Regions from separate parts of the Homo sapiens genome. Here region 2 is linked to region 1. The links are chromatin contacts, found by Hi-C or POLR2A ChIA-PET in ENCODE. All regions are on one chromosome and are shown on one strand. The core of a region is the stretch at or near the end of the contact, and the rest is flanking DNA. Distances in the headings are between cores, read along the strand shown. Region 1 has its middle 21 kb from the start of LINC02644. Region 2 overlaps MAP3K8 (mitogen-activated protein kinase kinase kinase 8).

What was found. Hi-C counts contacts between places; a loop is a spot of excess contacts on that map. ChIA-PET counts read pairs that join two places held with the same protein, here RNA polymerase II (POLR2A). Pooled maps may share reads with other maps.
Region 2: a loop to region 1 is called in a pooled map, with 2.9 times the contacts of the local background. The contact joins two enhancer-like sites. A Hi-C loop is called at or near these places in 1 of 50 pooled maps. POLR2A ChIA-PET finds 5 or more read pairs at or near these places in 4 of 52 experiments (A673, OCI-LY7, activated CD4-positive, alpha-beta T cell and 1 more).

The regions. Positions count from the first base shown.
Region 1 is chr10:30,700,096-30,704,519 of GRCh38, reverse strand. It overlaps the pseudogene SVIL2P. Among named protein-coding and RNA genes, the nearest start is that of LINC02644, 21 kb to the left of the region's middle. RefSeq lists enhancers at 2,391-2,440, 2,461-2,600. Within about 2 kb of position 2,964, at least 12 of the 41 ENCODE cell types and tissues checked have a DNase peak (open chromatin) inside an H3K27ac peak, as active enhancers do; they include OCI-LY7, where a contact is called at or near this core.
Region 2 is chr10:30,453,709-30,458,171 of GRCh38, reverse strand. It overlaps MAP3K8 (mitogen-activated protein kinase kinase kinase 8), which reads right to left. Exons shown (of 9, transcript NM_005204.4): 7 at 1-88. Among named protein-coding and RNA genes, the nearest start is that of MAP3K8, 22 kb to the right of the region's middle. Within about 2 kb of position 1,736, at least 22 of the 41 ENCODE cell types and tissues checked have a DNase peak (open chromatin) inside an H3K27ac peak, as active enhancers do; they include OCI-LY7, where a contact is called at or near this core.

The DNA of each region.
Region 1 (4,424 bases), core at 1,715-4,214:
CAGCCACAGCCAATGTTCACCCTGTCCAGGATGGCACCTGCTGTCGTCTGGGGCACGGACACCATCCGTGTCACGTTGTTCCGCTTGACATCGGCCCTGGAGTCTTCCTATAGGGGAACATGAAGACATCGGTTCAGTTGCCTGTTTCCGCAGCTATTCCTTGTCACACTCAACGCTGCTTCAGCTGTTCATGGGACAGCATAAAAATACACCTTCCACACTCTGTCTCAGGATGTTTAACTGCAGTCAGGGAAAGGCTGCATTTTCAGAAAGACTCTGGCAGGTCTGAACACCCATTGGCCACACTGGTGCATGGGGTGCCTGAAAACAGGTGCAAACCCGACTCTTCACCTCCCAGAGTCAGATTAGAATTGGAGGCCAGTCTGCTGTTCTATTAGTGAATCCTGGGAAGGCCTCTTAGCTTTAAGGGGTGTGTGTGTGTGTGTGTGTATGTGTGTCCATTTTTTTTAATTAAAAAAGTATTTTAGTTGACACATTATTATGGATATGATTTGATGTGTTGATAAATGCATCTGTTTCATGGGGAAGGGGGTGTGGGAAGGAGACGGGACAGGGAGGATAGGGAGATGTTGGCCAACAGGTACAAAATGACAATCAGAGAGGAGGAATGAGCTCTGGTTTTCTCCTGCACAGTGGGGTGACTGTTTTCCAATACTGTATTGCATATTTCAAAATAGCTAGAAGAGAAGATTTGAATGTTCTCACCACAAAGAAATGATACATCTGGGGTGACAGCCATGCGAACTATCCTGATTTGATCATTTTACATCAAGGCCACTTTTGTTGGGACCCGAACCAAGCCCTGAGGTTTGAGACTTGGTCACTGGAATACCTTGTGCTGGGCAAGTTCCCCGGGGTTCTTCTCATTTGGTCTTTTCAGTTCTGTCCAATCCAGAAACTTTTCTTTGAACAAAATCGTCTCATTGTGTTCAGTAAGTCTCCCAAATATCGCCCAGTCGGGCCGCCCCTGTCCTTTTCTGTAGGGTGGGAAGGGGGTTGGGAGAACAGACAGGAAAAGAACCAAGATGAAGCCAAGCTTAAACAAAGGAATCTAAAACACATGCGGCTGCTGGAAAAAACCTCAAAGTACGTGAGTACATATAAAATAAATGGTTTATTTTCCTGCATTTTACCAAATACTGACATTTTGTTATTTTAGTCTGAAGTCTTGCAAAGCTTTGTGTCCATGGAGTTTTTGATGTGCCTTAATGTGACATGAACCATGTCAGGACTAGACTTTTCTTACATTCTAGCAAGTTTTTTTTGTTTTTGTTTTTTGTTTTTTTTGAGATAAGGTCTTGCTCCGTTGCCCAGGCTGAAGTGCAGTTGCACAATCATAGCTCCCTGCAGCCTCGAACTCCTGGGCTGCAGTGATCCTCCTGCCTCAGCCTTGCAAATAGCTGGAACTGCAGATGTGTGCCACCATGCCTAGCTAATTTTTTAATAGAGACCAGGTCTCGTTATGTTGCCCAGGCTGTCTTGCACTTCTGGCTTCAAGCAATCCTCCCACCTCAGCCTCCCAAAATGCTGGGACTACAGGTGTGGGCCACTGTACCTGGCCACATTCTAGCAAATTCTTGTCTTTGGGATGCCCTGGGAGTGGCACGCTGGGTGGAGATTTCGGCAATAGCAGGAGCTGTGGGCAAACCTCACTTGTCATCTACTCTGTGCCACCCAGTCACCTGCAAATGCTCACCAAGTTTCCTCCAATTAATTAATAGACGTAGGGAAGAGGTAGCTCCCTCCTCAATTCTCTATTATTTTATTTCATGTTACAACAAAGCTCTCCAGAGTACAGAGATTCTCCCATCACTAAAATGAACACACTTTCATAGATCTTGAAGTGCCTTTTTGTGCACTTATTTCTAGGCCACTGACCAAGACGGCAGATGGGGAGAGCACAGAAAGATAGGAGGTCTTGTGCGGGCTTGGGATTTCAGAATTTGTGCTGTCCCCAAGAACACAGGTAATTTAGAAAAAGGTAGAGCTGAGGGCTGGGTGTGGTAGCTTATGCCTGTAATCCCAGCAGTTTGGGAGGCCGAGGCAGGTGAATCACCTGAGGTCAGGAGTTCAAGACCAGCCTGGCCAACATAGTGAAACCCCGTCTCTACTAAAAATACAAAAATTAGCCAGATGTGGTGGCGGGCACCTGTAATCCCAGCTACTCGGGTGGCTAAGGCAGGAGAATCACTTAAACCCAGGAGGTAGAGGTTGCAGTGAGCCAAGATAGCACCATTGCATTCCAGCCTGGGCGACAAGAATGAGACTCTGTCTCAAAAAAATAAGTTAATTAATTAAAAATTTAAAAAAAGAAAGAAAAAGAAATAAAACAAAAGGTAGAGAAGATATGCGTGCTGCGGAGGGAGTAGCCCTGGAATAATATGCACGATCTTTCATCCCTCCAGACCCATCTTCGGTTGTGAATCTGGCCTGGGATGCAGCCACCTCTTAGAGCAACCCCCGCTGCTGCTTGTGCCCTGCTGTGCTACTGCCTCAGTCACTTCCTGCTTGGTCAAGACCACAGCTGCTGATGTCACAGCTGAGGCACATCAAAAAGGCTGCCTGATTCAAAGAAAGCTGCCGGATAAATCATAGAGCACAGACACTTCTACCTCATGCTCTTATGGGACTTTAGGAACCAAACATAAGCACCTATGGAAAATGCACGGTGGTCTTGAAAGGCTGTGTGGTCTTTATCAGAAAATATCTGAATGACTGTCTCTTATGTCAGTCCTACTCTGCAGGCTTGCTAAGATGATAATTGAAAGGGCTTTTGGTTTCTGCTTTAGAATCTGTCACTTATGTTTTGAAGCGTTGTGAGCAAGCGATGCAGCAGATTGCAGGGTGAGGGGGATGAACCTGGGCCAGAAGCCAGATGTGTTTCTCCACGCACTGCCCTGACCTACAGCCGGAACTGGGCTCAGTGGTTTCAGCCTCATTTGCTAAGAAGGGCTGGGTGCGTAATCTTGGCTGCACCTTAAAATCCCTGGGAGCTTTTAAGACATATTGACACATAAACTGTAACTCACATGAAACGAAAACACATCTCTGGGGCTGGGCTGAGCAAATGCCTTTTTTTTAAAGGCCCCTCAGGTGATTCTGTCTCAGAGATGTTGAAAACCAGTGGGTTAGGAGCTCAGTCATCTACTTTCAGATCTGTGATTATGCCACTATTAAATACAGTTGGCTATCACATAGATTTTTATGCTTTAGCTTGTTTTTTTTTCTCTGCTATACCAAATAAAATCTTTTGAGCTGTTGTAGTTCCAGTCCTTAAAACAACAGTTGTTACCATACTGAGGTTAAACATTAGTGCATTTGCTTAACAAGGACATTAAAACTTCTTACCACACTGACATAATTTTAATGATTTCTATAATAATTAATAAGAAAATCAATAATTGGATTTTAAAGCAGGAAACTAGGCAGGAAAGTTGAAATTCATATACCAGTTCAATGGAAAACATTAAAATGTAGTTGTGTGATGCCCAATATTCTATGCTGTTTGTTGGTTCATTGGTTTCTCATCTATTGTAACAGCACCCATAGTTAAAAAGCACTACTTTTTTTGGTCTGATAGTTAAAAAGACAACAACAATCCTTTGCATGTAAGAATTTTTTTCTCATAATCACAATTTTAGAGTTTGCACATATTCTATTCAATTTCAAAAATAACTTTAAAGAGTCTAGTACCTGCAGGGAATATTACAATTGCAATCATTGTTTTAATACCATCTCCTCTCCCTCTTCCCTTCCCAAAAGGTATAAAGACATAAACATCATCTGCTGCCAAATAAATCCTGGAATTCGAGGGCGATGCTGGGAAGGTATGAAATTAGAGGGAGGCATGTTGCTTTTGCACTTTCAGATCAATGGCTGAATTCCAGACCCGGGGAAGCCTTTCAGATCCGCATGTAATTTGTTTAAACAATTGCTGTTCATCTGCCACAGCAGCACTTGGAATGCCGCAGGGAGGAACTTGCAGCATTTCTTGCTCACTTCAAGAAATCAACTATAACAAACCTCTTCTGGAAGACGACAGCATCCATATTTCTATAATAGTTAGATAAAAGTTAAAGAACTGTTCCTTTTGTGAATATTCACAGTCCACTGCATATAATCGTTTATGAAAACTGAACCCTATAAAGAGCGAGAGTAGAGGACTGTGGTGAGAACAGAGGGATCGAAGGGAATCAGCTCGCTCAGGGAGCCGTCCCAAGGTGGGGGCAGTAGTACCTGCGGATAAGCGGATTGCATTCTCCAGGATCCAGGGGATTAATGTCACAGTTCTCATAGTCAAAGGTTCCATTCCATAAGTGCTTTGCCAGCTGAAATTCTATTTTTCGTTGTGCTAACGTGACTTCTTTCCCATGCCATACGTAAACTTCACTACCAAAATCAAA
Region 2 (4,463 bases), core at 487-2,986, 250 kb after region 1:
GCATGTGGATGAGCGTGGCCCCCAGGCTGTAGATGTCTGCTTTGGTTGAATGGCCCCTGCACAGGATGACCTCTGGGCTCATGTAAATCTGAAAAAGAAGTGGGAAACATTCAGCTTCATTCCCCTCCTTTGTGTGGGTTTCCATTTCCCTAATCCAGTTCTGGAAATTGGCTCATTTGCCTTAAACTAGGAGAATAATGCAGGCATTCCCCAGGAACCATGCAGCAATTGCTGGAGGTGTCCCTGCAGTCTGATGAAGAACACCTGGCCGGGCGCGGTGGCTCACACCTATAATCCCAGCTGAGGTGGGCGGATCAGGAGTTCAAAACCAGCCTGGTCTCTACTAAAAATACAAAAATCAGCTGGGCATGGTGATGGGCACCTGTAATCCCATCTACTTGGGAGGCTGAGGCAAGGAGAATCGCTTGAGCTCGGAAGGCGGAGGCTGCTGTGAGCCGAGATCGCACCACTGCACTCCAGCCTGGGAGACAGAGCGAGACTCAGTCTCAAAAAACAAAACAAAACAAAACAAAACACCACCTTTTTCTGGTTGATCTGGTGGCAAAGAGCCTAGAACCAGGAATCTATCAGGGACTCCCACTCATCAAAGTTCTGCAGTACACTGATCAGGTGTAGCTAAGTTTTCAACTAAAACGCCAATTCCTTTTATATTTAAATGAACTACAAACAGACTTCTTTATCTGTTTGTCATTACACTGCTAACCTTCTAAATATCTGCAATGATAAAAGGTGATAGAAGTCTATAGGGTATTAACACAAATTTCTTGAAAGGGAAAAACTTAAAAAATAAAGTGTAATATTGTAGAAGTGATTCTAAAGAGTCATTTTTACAAACTATCTGTTATTTTTACCTACTATGTAGCCCAGTGACTAAATATTAAATGCAGCCATATTAACATTGTATAAGTTATATTTGGTCTCATGAGTCCATGCTGAATAAACAGGGCTGGTTTTATAAATAGTTTCTCTAACGAGCATTTATTTCTAAACTTAAGAAAGAAACAAAGAGAGGTGGGGCATGGTGGCTCATGTCTATAATCTCAGCACTTTGGCTTTTTTTTTTTTTCGAGATGGGGTCTCCCTCTGTCACCCAGGCTGGAATGCAATGGTGCGATCTCGGTTCACTGCAACCTCTGCCTCCCGGGTTCAAGCTATTCTCCTGCTTCGGCCTCCCAACTAGCTGGGATTACAGGCATGTGCTACCACGCCTGGCTAATTTTTGTATTTTTAGTAGAGATGGGGTTTCACCATGTTGGCCAGGCTGGTCTCGAACTCCTGACCTCGTGATCCACCTGCCTCGGCCTCCCAAAGTGTGGGGATTACAGGCGTGAGCCACTGAATCTCAGCACTTTGGAAGGCCGAGGCAGGAAGATTGCTTGAGCCCAGGAGTTTGAGACTAGTCTGGACAAGATGGAGACCCCCCATCTTTACAAATTAATTAGTTACCTAATTTAATTAAACATTTTTTTAAAAAGGAACAGAGCAAACACTGGTGACCAGTGATTTGTATTCATGGCTGGTGCAGACATATAGTAGTTAATATCCTGATTATCAGTATTTCGCTTGAAACAGCTTGTACACTGTCTGCCATGTGAATAAGAGAATGGAGGTCAGTGTTTCCGGAACACATTTCAGGGTAAGTAATTAGAGAACTAGCTTACAAAAACCAGAGAAACTGCCCAGTCTCCCCACCCTAACCCTGCTCAACTCCTTCCTGCAAGCCACTTCCGGGCCAGCTTCCTTTTGCTCTCAGCAAACAGGTGAAACTGAGCTCCCGTTCTCAAGCTTTCCCTGCAGCAGAGCCAGAGGACTTTCCAGAAGGACTTTGCTACTAAATATATCACAAACTTAAAAAATTAATGCACAACATTGTACCTATAGTCAACAATAGTGTATTGTATACTTAAAAATGTGTTGAGAGGGTAGAGTTCATGCTAAGTGTTCTTACCACAATCAAATAAAAAAGAAAAAGAAATGCAATGGGTATTATTAACTGTCCATAGAGGATGCCTATCTTCTCTCCTGTACCCCCTCCTCCCTGCCAATAAAGCAAGGATTGGGCGGAGTGCCCACTGCTGGTGTAGCCCACAGGGGTTGTGCAGAGGTGGCTCTGCAGGTTCTATGTGACTGCACGCCTAGGCAGCCTGGGGGGATGGAACATCTGTAAGCCTGGTGGCCTGGGTGCTGCCACTCAGGTAGAAACCCCAGAGCTTCCTGGCTCGGAGCTCTTGTTCCTCAAGCTCTACCAACTACCAGTTAGATCAGGGAGCAGCAGGGCATAATGTTCGAGCACTCTGGCTGATTAGAAGGCATGAAACAGCCCTGGTGGGACCAACACAGGGCTCTCTGAGAGTTCTGCACCCTCGGGGCAGGGCACTGGAGCAAGAGAAAACCTTGATGTCAGCGATCGAACCCTTCACCTTTCAATATGTTTATTAGAAAGGGAAAGAGACCGTGTGTGTGCGTATATGTGCATGTGATGACTATATGTTAACTTACAAAGGTAAAACCAAGCAGACTTAGAAGGATTTTTCAAAAAGGACCAAGTTCTAAAAGTAATTCTGATTTGTTATTCGCATTCACTATGTATTCTCTCTCTGTACCTTGCAACTCAAAAACAGTCTATTCTGTATATGCTGGATTAACCCTGGATGTGTATTACATGGTTACAATAGAATGCTCTGAATACCAATGCTTAGAGAGAGCAATCAAACAGGGGTAACCAGGGTTTGCATTTGGGAGCTATACTGCAGAAATCAGAAATTGTCTATGACTGTGCAGTAGCCACATGATCAAATTCTAACATCAGCCAGTCTGCACAGTTGACTAATTAGATCTCCTGGCTCTTTAAGTAGGAAGGGTAAAAGCAAGCTTGTTGAAAGGTTTCACTGGTCACTTCACAACTTTGTTCATTATCAAACTTCAACTCGTGTGTACTAGGCAGATATTAAATGCAGGCTGATTAGAAGAGAGTTTATATTTATAAACACCAAGGCACAGTTTTGCACTTCACAAAAAGCAATTTGCATTTGCCAAAAAAAACCTGATCCAAATACTACTCAGGAGTAAAATATGTTATTATCTCATATCCATGCATTCCGCTAGACAGCCCCAGAAAGAACACTTCTTTCTCCAATGTTGCAAAATGTTCAACTTCACCACATTGCCAGGAAGAGAAAAGTATTTTCCATCTTTAATACCATAAATAGTTTGTTTTTCAAACTGGTTCCAGGAAAAAGGGTGGTGGAATATTACATATCTGAACTCCTGACTAATGCCAAATATGCTGAAACATTTTCCAAAGAAAACATGTCGTAAGCATTAAGTCTTATTAGACCTCACACTTTGGTAAAGTATTCTTAAGATCTGGGGACTAAGCATTCTTAAAAAAAAAAAAAAAGTACAGCTTCCCTTCTGAATATTGTTCTGCTCAAAGACAACCGTCAAGAATCCTCGCTCGAGCATTTTCAATAATAACTTCAGTAATATTCACAAAAGCAAGGATTTCTTCTGCTGCCCGGGAGAGTGCTGGCTTTGAGAGAGTTGAGAAAGGACTTACAGAATCTTGGCGTTTTTTTTTTTTTTAGGACAAGGTCTTGTTCTATTTTCCAGGCTATGGGTGCAGTGGCATAATCACAGCTCACTGCAGCCTCATCCTGGGCTCAAGCAATCCTCCCACCTCAGTCTCTTGAGTAGCTGGGACTACAGACATGCACCACCATGCCATTTTTACAAAAAGTAAAGTTTTTGTTTGTTTGTTTGTTTACTTTTTGTAGCGATGGGGTCTCACTATGTTGCCCAGGCTGGAAGAATCTGGTTTGAAAGGAAGACAATTTTTTTGTGGCTGCAATCCAGTTCAGTGCAACACGTATACTAGCTAGACTAGACTAAGGGTTGTCATCTGATTGAACACCAAGACTGACCTGGTAATCCTGACATAGAGGTGCAGCCAAAGACCCTCTCTCTATTTCCTATGGGCACTTCCAGCAAAGAGAAGGGCATGGGGCTGAGTGGCTCAGGCAGTGCAGCTTCCCCCGGTAGTGGTGAGGGGCCAAGGAGGCAGCTTTTACACCCATTTACCTTCCTGCTTGCATCCAACCTTGTGCCCATCACAATCAACTGTGAACTAAACTGTTGTGCATGCTTTCTTTCTTTCTTTCCTTCTTTTTCTTTCCTTCCTTCCTTTTTCTTTCTCCTTCCTTCCTTCCTTCCTTCCTTCCTTCCTTCCTTCCTTCTCTCTCTCCCTCCCTCCCTTCCTTCTTTTTTTCTTTTTTTTTTTCAAAAGAGATGAGGTCTGACTCTATTGCTCAGGCTGGTCTCGAACCCCCAGGCTCAAGCAAACCACCCCCACCTCCTTGGCCTTTCGAACGGTTGGGATTACAGGTGTGAGAACACCACGCCCATCCCTAAACGGTTGCTCTTTTAATAATTCAGGTAATTTA